2 separate regions of the Homo sapiens genome follow, and region 1 is linked to region 2. A link is a loop called in an ENCODE intact Hi-C map of the cell type or tissue named here. Cell type or tissue: IMR-90. All regions are shown on one strand. Links, peaks and the distances in the headings refer to the core of each region. The heading gives the core; the rest is flanking DNA. Region 1 overlaps LOC107986229 (a long non-coding RNA gene). Region 2 has its middle 60 kb from the start of AREG.

Region 1 (5,381 bases), core at 84-5,083, 71 kb after region 2:
ATCCCAGCTACTTGGGAGGCCGAGGCAAGAGAACTGCTTGAACCTGGGAGGCAGAGGTTGCAGTAAGCCAAGATCATGCCACTGCACTCCAGCCTGGGAAACAGAGAGAGACTCCATATAAAATAATAATAATAATAATACATAAAAACTAATTTAAAAAAATAAAAAAATTCCATATCACTAGCTAGCATGCTTATTTATATTGCTTAATATTATTTCAGTTCTAAGCCCTACATGTTGGCTTCCAGCTGCAGATAATAAAGGTTTTGTTTTTTCTCATACTCTACCTGCAGTCACACCATACATGTGAATACACTCCTGCTGCTGTCTCCCGATGTGATAACAAGCAGATTGATATCCACTGTTTACATTGTTATGATGATGGAGATGCTTTTGGCAGTGGAGCCATTTCATATCTCTTGAGTATCTTTTCTTTCTTTTTGACTTTTTCCACTTTTAAGTTCTTTTGAATCCCAAGGCTCTATCTCATTTTCCTTTGCCAATTTTTCTATTTATCACGAACTTATGGAAACTCTTCTCCAGCTGTGTTAATCTTCTTTCCATGTATTCAAATATTAAGTACGTTAAGTAGCCTATCAATTTTACCTTCCTATAATCTCTCTCCAGTCCTTCTGATCTGCCCCAGTCTAGTTTGGTTAATCTCAAGGCCTGCTACCTTACCATGATTTTGGTGATTTCTATCCCCACCATCCTTTGTTGTATCCCTTGTTTGTCAGACTTTGTCTTCCTCTTTCATGGTTCACTTTCCTGTTTTCATAGACAATATCCTCTAGGAGTTTCCTCCTCATTCAGTCAATCAACTTTTTGCTACATACCCAGTGCAATGCACTGTTCCAGGCACTGAGGGTGCAGTGGGGATGCATCCTGATGGGACTATATTTTGAAAAGCACCAAGATAGAAAAGGACCAAACTGCTTCCATCCACTTGCAGCAAAGACAATCCTGTCCCATCGGCCCTACAGAGCAGTGATGCTGTAGGAGAGAGTTGGCAACATCTTCCTAGTATCCAGTTCCCATCTTTTCAGGTGAAAACATCCTTTTCTCTGGGAATGGTGCCTGCCTCCCCTACTTCATGTGATCATGACCACATGGTCTAGCCTGGGGATAGACAGATAGCAAAAGCTGAGCTTTTATATACAGACTTTTAGTGCATAGTCTGAGGTCACTAAACAGAATTATACACTTAGAGCTCTCCATAGCTATGCCCCCTTTACCCCTTGAGCATGGAAGTTTGCTCCATTCAAAACTTGCCTCATTCTCTAGAGGTACAGTGCATGTACTCTGTGTAAGACATTGCACCAAATCCCATGAGCTACACCTGAAGAAAGCCTGCCTGCATACGGATAGAATAAGGTTAATGTAGACAGAATCAAAGTTGAGAGAGAAAGAGACAGAGAGACAGAGAGATCCACATCATTTGTCTGTCCAGTACACCTCCAAGTTCTACCCTTGGAATCCCAAATCCTTCCAGGCACTTAATTTCCCCCTTTTGCTTAGCTAATTTGATCTGAGTAATGAAAAGCAGTAAAAGAGAAATCAGCTATTGCAGAAAAATATTTGGAAGATACTCTATTAAAGGCCTGAGATCTCCCTCACAATCCAGTGTAATGGCTTTTCCCTCTCCCAGAAAATAAGATGAGATTAAATAAAATTCTCCAATGTCTCTGGACCCCTTCCAAATGACATTCCACACATCTGCAGTAAAGAAGGAGAGCAGATGAATATGTAAGATCAGCACATTCCCTATGAAAAGAACACCTTTGTCAGGACATAGTCTCTATGAGGTCAGGGATTTTTCTAATAATATTCACTCCTATGTCCCTCATGCTTAGAAAAGTATTTGTTGAATGGATATACACAGGCATATATTCATATGCTTGAATGAACTTCTAACACATAAAAGATTGAAGGCCTATCATTGTCCTCAACAAGAGAAATAGAGAACATTGTGTTGGGTGTTTGCCATAGGCCCTTAAGTTTTGTCTGAGTGAAACAATGAAAGAAGAAGACATCTCCATTCTTTGTCCCCCTAACCCCACCAAAAAATGTTTTTTCTTTTCTTTTTTTTTTTTTTTTTTGTTTTTTTTGAGACAGAGTCTCACTGTGACACTCAGGCTGGAGTGCAGTGGTACAATCTTGCCTCAGTGCAACCTCTGCCTTCTGGGTTAAAGCAACCCTCCTGCCTCAGCCTCCTGAGTAGCTGGGGACTGCAAGCATGCACCACCACACCTGGTTAATTTTTATATTTTTAGTAGAGATGGGGTTTTTCCATGTTGGTCAGGCTGGTCCCGAACTCCTGACTTCAAGTGATCTGCCCACCAGAAGATTTTTAAGGTTCATGACTTCTAATTGGATCAGATAAACCCTAAAGGGGTTATTGAATCACAACTTCAGGCAGAAGTACTAGGACGATTTCTACCCCATTGCAATGAAAGAAAACAAAGTACAGTCCCTCCTACAGAGGGAAGATAGTGCCGATTTTGACAGAATATAAAACACAAAGTAAAGGCAAAAAGAAAAAAAATATTTTCTTAACACTTTTGGATAAAACCAGGCTTATCTTTGTTCTCAAGCTATTTCCAGGGAGCTAGAGTGGATGGGCCACTTAGCAATATCCTTATACACACAATCCTTATTAGAAGATTGCTTCATGATGAAATGTCAGGCAACCCATCAAAATGCTATTGATTATGTTATTAAAGAGTACAGATAGAAAATAATAAATCAATTGTGGTTGTTGCTTATTCAGACTTTTAAAGATATGTGAACAACCTGAGACTTCATCTTTAGAGAAGTGGATGAGGTTTAAATGGGGCAAGACTTCTTTTCCAGATAACCAATATATCACTTTTTAGCTGAAAGGGACATAAAAACTCCATTTGGAGGCTGAGGGTATATTTTTCAATGTCTCAAATGAGCTTCTCTTTGAAATATTAATGATTCGTCTCAATGGTGCCCAAGGAAGAAGTATTGATGGTCAGACAACCAAAACTACCTTCAAATTTGATGGTATTTTTGTTACATATGCTACATTCAATGGAAACATTCAAGAGAAACTTTCTAGCATAGACTAAAAGATACAGCAAGACAAACCCTCACCACTTGGTGCTGAGGGACAAATCCAGCAAGTCATGTTGGAGTGTTTGTCTCCCTGCCATTGTCACTGTGAGACCCAGTTATTGGTATGAAGAGGTGTTGGGAAAAGACTATTACTGATTGCTTATGTCAACTAAACAGATAAGCCAAGATGAAAGATCTGTAGTTAATGGTTTTTCTGCTTTTGCTCGACATAAAATCTAAATTGTTCATGTTGACATACTCATAATGAAATGAGTTAACTCTGAGAGTTATTTGGCCACTTTTTGTTCTGTTTTGTGTGTTGAAGCTAGGTGCTAATCTCACAAGCACATTCATTTTCAATTTTGCTAGTCTTTCTTCATAGAACTTCTTCTGATTTTTATGTTTTTATATGTTCATTTTTTATCTCCCACCCTTGAAAGTAAACTCTATTCTTTGTCTAGCATGTATAGCAGTGTCATCTCAGCTCCTACTATTCATAATAGGTCCCCAATAAATAATTGATAAATGACAGGAGGCTTTGCCAGCATTAGTCACCTTCCCTCAGAAGATTTCCATCTCTTCCTAACTTCAATTTTTGAAATAGAAGGCATATGAACACACTGTAATTCTTCCCCTTAAAGAATGAAAATTGGCCAGGAGCGGTGGCTCACGCCTATAATCCCAGTACTTTTGGAGGCTGAGGCAGGCGGATCACGAGGTCAGGAGATCCAGACCATCCTGGCTAACACGGTGAAATCCCGTCTCTACTAAAAATACAAAAAAAATTAGCCAGGCTAGGAGGCGGGCGCCTGTAGTCCCAGCTACTCGGGAGGCTGAGGCAGGAGAGTGGCGTGAACCCGGGAGGCGGAGCTTGCAGTGAGCCGAGATGACGCCACTGCACTCCAGCCTAGGCGACAGAGCAAGACTCCGTCTCAAAAAAAAAAAAAAAAAAAAAAAGAATGAAAATTCACCTCAGACGCCCTTACCAGAGGACTGGCATTTGGAAAAAGAATCTAATACTAATTTTCCTGCTGAAAGAAGACTGCTGATAAAGATGATTATAATAGTCCTGGTTGGTAAACTTATTTTGATGATGCATTAACTATAGCTGGGTTTTCACCTATATGCTTTCAAAACATACACAGAAAGGGATTAACTTGAGTGGCTAAATCAATATGGTTGTTAAAACTAGCAGATTAAGTAGTTATACAGTAAGTACAGATGACAGAGTACAATACAAAAATTGCTTATTACTCATCCTTAAATAAATTAATCATCTATTATGGACAGAGAAAACAAATAACTTCATCCAGGGAAACTCACTGAGAGAACACACTTCCTTAACATAAACAGTGGAAACAGAAATCATGTTTCATGAAGTAGTTTTCAAATATGCAGAGTCAATATGGTCTACAGTAACAAAATGAAGATTATTACTTTTCTTCAGTTGAATTTGCCTTATATAACCAACCAGTGTGTGAGTTGGTGAAAATGCCTGTATTGTCATATGGTTTTATAACATGGGGGTTAGACAGACCTGATTTATGTATTAGTTTCCTATTGCTGCTATAAAAATTTACCACAAACTTATTATTATTTTTTTTTTCCACAGAGTTTCGCTCTGTTGCCAGGCTGGAGTGTAGTGGCGCGATCTTGGCTCACTGCAGCCTCCGCCTCCTAGATTCAAGCAATTCTCCTGCCTCAGTCTCCTGAGTAGCTGGGACTACAGGCGCGCGCCGCCACGCCCGGCTAATCTTTTTGGATTTTTAGTAGAGATGGGGTTTCAACATGTTGGACAGGATGGTCTCAATCTCCTGACTTCGCGATCCGTCTGCCTCGGCCTCCAAAGTGTTGGGATTACAGGCGTGAGCCACCGCGCCCGGCTAAACTTACGGTTTTAAACAACATAAGTTTATCATTTTATAGTCCTGGAGGTCTGAAGACTGAAATGGGTGAACAAGGCTAAAATTCAGGTGTCAGGAGGGCTGCTTTTCTACTGGAAGCTCTGGAGGATAATCTGTTTCTTGTCTTTTCTAGCTTCTAGAGGCTACATGCATTCTTTGGATCATGGCACCTTTCTCCCACATTCAAAGCTCATGACTCTAACCTCTGCTTCCACCATCAGATCTGTTCTCTGACTCTAACCCTCCTGCCTCCCTTTTATAAAAACCCTTGTGTTACATGGAGTGCGTTACACTACCCAATTAATCAAGGATAATCTTCCCTCTCAAAATCCTTAGTTTAATTTTATCTCCTAACTCTTTCTTGCCATGTAAAGTGACATATAGGTTCCAGAGATT
Region 2 (5,381 bases), core at 301-5,300:
ATGCTCTTTATTCTGTCCTCGCATGATGTAAGAGGTGAGGAATCTATCTTGGGCCTCTTTTATAAGGACACTAATTCCATTCATGAGGACTCTGCCATTTATAACCTAATCACCTCCCAAAAGCACCACCTCCTAATACCATCACTTTGGGGGTTGGGATTTCAACATATGAATTTTGGGGGTACAAAAATATCCCGACTATAGCCTTCTACCCCTGGAACCCCAAAGTTCATTTTATTTTCACGTGTGAGAGAGATTTATTTTATCCCAATAGCCCCGACAGTTTTAAGTGACACCAGCATCAACTCAAAAATTTAAAGTCTCATATAAATATCATCTAAATCTGATATGGGTAATATTCAAGATAGAATTCATCCTAAGGCAAATAGCTCCCCAGCTCTGAACCTGTGAATTCAAACATGTTATGTGCTTCCAAAATACAACTGTGGGACAGGGCATAGGACAGAAATTCCCATCCAAAAGGGAGAGACATGAAAAAAAGAAAGAAAGAAATGACATCTCCCAGGCAGGTCTAAAATCCAACAGCACATGCAACATTAAATCTTGAGGCTTCAGAATAATCTTCTTTGATCCAATACTCTACCCTCTATACTCATTGGGACAGAGGTCTCACGTTCTGGACCCACTGAGTGGAAGTTCTGTTCCTGCAGCTTTTCTGTGCAAGGTTGGGCCCCCATGGGTTTGGGAGGCTCTTCCCCACAGCTGTGAGACATGCCTCAGCTTTCATGGATTGGAGTTATATGCCTGCAGCTCTCTCAAGCTGGAATTACATACTGGTGGATCTGCTTGTCTGGGGTCATGAAGGCAACCCCACTCCAACGACTCAGCTTTTCACTGAATGAGATGGTACTTTGGGGAAGATATGAGATAATTCATTGCATCAGGACCTGAGATGGTGTGTAGGAAGACTTCTCCAGGGATGCTGACCAAGGTCCATTTCCTCTTTTCCCTACCAATCCTGAAAGAATAACACTCTTTATGCTTGTCATTACATTGTTAGTCATGACACACAGAGAGTAGTTACAATGAGCCATGGGAAATGACGCATTCACTTCTTTGATGGAGGCACTTCTGCCTTTCTAGTCCCACTTCCTGCAGTGTCCAACTCTTACTGCATGTAGTGATAGAACTAAATGACCTCTATTTTATCAGAAATGCCACACCTTTCTAGCTATATGCACCTTTGCATGCAGTTCCCTACACCTTTATTTTTTCTCATTTGAATAATTTTCTTTCATAATTCTAGACAAATTTTAGTTGCCCTCTGTACTAGGTAGCTTTCCCTCTGTTAAATGACCCTGCTAAGTTAACTAATATAAATGCCTTTTGTTATAGTTGCCATAGTAACTTTAAATTTACTGTGTGCTCATCTGCCTTTAGATTGTAAGTTTCTAAAGAGCACAGATCATATTTTTATTTGCTTTTGTACTCCAGAAATTAAAATAGTGCCTAACACATAGTTTATGCTCAATACATACTTTTTGATCTGAACTAAACCACTAGTCCTGATATGTAACTTGTCTCTCAGCTTTAGAATTCCACCTTAAATTGCAACTTCTGAGAAGCAGAAAGGACATTGTCTGGTAGATGGCTCAGGGCCAACCAAAATATTTAACTCTGTGGTAATTATAATGCTGAAAACACAGCACATAATTTCCATAGGTTTTTTTTTTTTACTTTATTCATCCGCTTGAAAAATGCATATTGAAGAACATAGGGGAAAACTTCAATGGCATTGGTCTGGGCAAAGTTTTTTGGATATGATCTCAAAAGCACAGGCAACAAAAGCAAAATAGACAAATGGGATTATATCAAACTAAAAACTTCTGCACAGAACACACATACATACACACACACAAACACATATATACACACACACACCCACTTCAGAGTGAAGAGACCACTTATAGAATGGAAGAAAATATTTGTAAACCACACATCTAGTAAGGGGTTAATATTCTTTCAGTGACACAATGGGCTGACTATTGTTAACAATAATTTATTGTATATTTCAAAATAAATAAGAGTGGAATTGGAATGTTCGTAACACAAAGAAATGTTAAATGCTTGATGTGATGAATATCCCAGTTACCCCGATTTGATCATTATGTATTGTATGTTTGGGTCAGAATTTCACATGTACCTCCAAAACATGTACAACTATTATGTGACCATAATAATTAAAAATAAAGCAACTTGATAGCAAGAAAAAAAAATCCCATTTAAACATGGGCATAAGACCTGAATAGACATTTCTCCAAAGAAGATATACAGATGCCCAACAGGTATATGGAAAAATGCTCAACATCACTAATCACCAGGGAAACATAAATTAAAGTCACAATGGGATATCACCTCATACCCGTAGGAATGGCTCTTGTCAAAAAGAGAAAGACAAATGTTGGTGGGGATAAAAAGAAAAGGGAACTGTCGCGTACTGTTGGTGGGAATGTAAATTAGTACAGCCATTTTGAAAAACAGTATGGGGTTTTCTTTAAAAACTCAAAATAGAGGGGTCGCTTCCAAGATGGCCAAATAGGAAGAGCTCTGGTCTGCAGCTCCCAGCAAGATCATCGCAGAAGATGGGTGATTTCTGCATTTCCAACTGAAGTACCTGGTTCATCTCATTGGGACTGGCTGGACAGTGGGTGCAGCCCACAAAGAGTGAGCTGAAGCAGGGTGGGGCATCATCTCACCCAGGAAGTGCAAGGGATCAGGGGATTTCCCTTTCCTATCCAAGAGAAGCCATGACAGACTGTACCTGGAGAAATGGTACACTCCTGACCAAATACTGCACTTTCCCACAGTCTTAGCAACAAGCAGACCAGGAGATACCCTCCTGTGCCTGACTCGGCAGGTCCCATGCCCATGAAGCCTTGCTCACTGCTAGCACAGCAGTCTGAAATCAACCTGCGAGGCTGCAGCTTGACAGGGGGAGGGGCATCCGCCATTGCTGACGCTTCAGTAGCTCACAGTGTAAACAAAGAGGCCAGGAAGCACAAACTTGGCAGAGCTCACCACAACTCAGTAAGGCTTACTGCCTCTATAGAGGCACTTGTAGGGGCAGGGCATAGTAGAAAAAAGGACAGCAGACAGCTTCTACAGACTTAAATGTCCCTGTCTGACAGCTCTGAAGAGAGCAGTGGTTCTCTCAGCATGGCATTTGAGCTCCAAAAACAGACAGACTGCCTCCTCAAGCAGGTCCCTGAACCCCGTGTAGCCTGACTGGGAATCACCTCTCCAATAGGAGTCAACAGACACCTCAAACAGGCAGGTGTCCCTCTGGGACAAAACTTCCAGACGAAGGATCAGGCAGCAATATTTGCTGTTCTGCAGCCTCTGCTGGTGATACCCAGGCAAACAGGGTCTGGAGTGGACCTCCAGCAAACTTCAACAGACCTGCAGCTGAGGGGTCTGACTGTTAGAAGGAAAACTAACAAACAGAAAGGAATAGAATCGATATCAATAAAAAGGACATCCACACCAAAACCCCATCTCTAGGTCACCAACATCAAAGACCAAAGGTAGATAAAACCACAAAGATGAGGAGAAACCAGAGCAGAAAAGCTGAAAATTCCAAAAAACAGAGCACTTCTTCTCCTCCAAGGGATCACAGCTCCTCACCAGCAAGGGAACAAAACTGGACGGAGAATGAGTTTGACAAGGTGACAGAAGTAGGCTTCAGAAGGTCAGTAATAACAAACTTCTCTGAGCTAAAGAAGCATGTTCTAAACCAACATAAAGAAGATAAAAACCTTGAAAGAAGGTTAGATGAATGGCTAACTAGAATAAACAGTGTAGAGAAGACCTTAAATTACCTCATGGAGCTGAAAACCATGGCACAAGAACTTCGTGACACATACACAAGCATCAATAGCTGATTCAATCAAGTGGAAGAAAGGATATCAGTGATTGAAGATCAAATTAATGAAACAAAGCAAGAAGACAAGATTAGAGAAAAAAGAGTGAAAAGAAACAAACAAATCCTCCAAGACATATGGGACTATGTGAAAAGACCAAATATACGTTTGATTGGTGTACCTGAAAGTGACTGGGAGAATGGAACCAAGTTAGGAAACACTCTTCAGGATATTATCCAGGAGAACTTCCCTAACCTAGCAAGGAAGGCCAACATTCAAATTCAGGAAATAAAGAGAACACCACAAAGATACTCTTTGAGAAGAGCAACCTCAAGAAACAAGATTGTCAGCTTCACCAAGGTTAAAATGAAGGAAAAAATGTTAAGGGCAGCCAGAAAGCTCGGGTCACCCACAAAGGGAAGCCCATCAGACTAACAGCTGATCTCTTGGCAGAAACCATACAAGCCAGAAGAGAGTGGGGGCCAACATTCAATGTTCTTGAAGAAAATAACTTTCAACCCAGAATCTCATATCCAGCCAAACTAAGCTTCATAAGTGAAGGAGAAATAAAATCCTGTACAGACAAGCAAATGCTGAGAGATTTTGTCACCACCAGGCCTGCCTTACAAGAGCTCCTGAAGAAAGCACTAAACGTGGAAAGGAACAACTGGTATGAGCCACTGCATAAACATGACAAATGGTAAAGACCATTGACACTATGAAGAAACTGCATCAATTAACGGGCAAAATAACCAGCTAACATCGTAATGATGGGATCAAATTTAAACATAACAATCTTAACCTTAAATATAAATGGGCTAAATGCCCCAATTAAAAGACACAGACTGGCAAATTGGATAAAGAGTCAAGACTCATCAGTGTGCTGTATTCAAGAGACCCATCTTACGTGCAAAGGTGCACATAGGCTCAAAATAAAGGGATGGAGGACGATCTACCAAGCAACCGGAAAGCAAAAAAAAAAAAAAAAAAAAAAGCAGGGGTTGTAATCCTAGTCTCTGATAAAACAGATTTAAACCAACAAAGATCAAAAGAGACAAGGCCACTACATAATGGTAAAGGGATCAATTCACCAAGAAGAGCTAAAGAGCCTAAATATATATGCACCCAGTACAGGAGCACCCAGATTCTTGAAGCAAGTCCTTAGAAAGGACAAAGAGACTTAGACTCCCACACAATAATATTGGGAGACTTTAGCACCCCACTGTCAATATTGGACAGATTAACAAGACAGAAGGTTAACAAGGATATCCAGGACTTGAACTCACCTCTGGACCAAGGACCAAGTGGACCTAATAGACATCTACAGAACTCTATACCCCAAATCAACAGAATACACATTCTTCTCAGCACCAAATCACATTTATTCTAAAATTGACCACATAATTGGTAGTAAAACATACCTAAGCAAATGTAAAAGAACAGAAATCACAACAAACTGTCTCTCAGACCACAGTGCAATCAAATTAGAACTCAGAATTA

The links. A loop is a pair of places that touch in the nucleus more often than their neighbours do. Peaks named below come from ENCODE experiments on the same cell type or tissue, not always from the same donor. Only the 100,000 strongest peaks of a DNase experiment are listed, where the experiment ranks them.
Region 1: a loop joins it to region 2, with 5 times the contacts of the local background. A loop is called at or near these places in 2 of 110 quality-filtered maps.

The regions. Positions count from the first base shown.
Region 1 is chr4:74,574,192-74,579,572 of GRCh38, forward strand. All of the region lies in intron 2 of LOC107986229 (a long non-coding RNA gene), which reads right to left. It overlaps LOC124900716 (a long non-coding RNA gene), which reads left to right. Exons shown (of 2, transcript XR_007058141.1): 2 at 4,694-5,381. Among named protein-coding and RNA genes, the nearest start is that of AREG, 130 kb to the left of the region's middle. In IMR-90, for the core only: no CTCF peak of the experiment used is centred there; no DNase peak of the experiment used is centred there.
Region 2 is chr4:74,502,790-74,508,170 of GRCh38, forward strand. No RefSeq gene overlaps it. Among named protein-coding and RNA genes, the nearest start is that of AREG, 60 kb to the left of the region's middle. RefSeq lists an enhancer at 372-1,571. In IMR-90, for the core only: no CTCF peak of the experiment used is centred there; DNase peaks (open chromatin) are centred at 932 and 3,012; H3K27ac peaks cover 755 bases.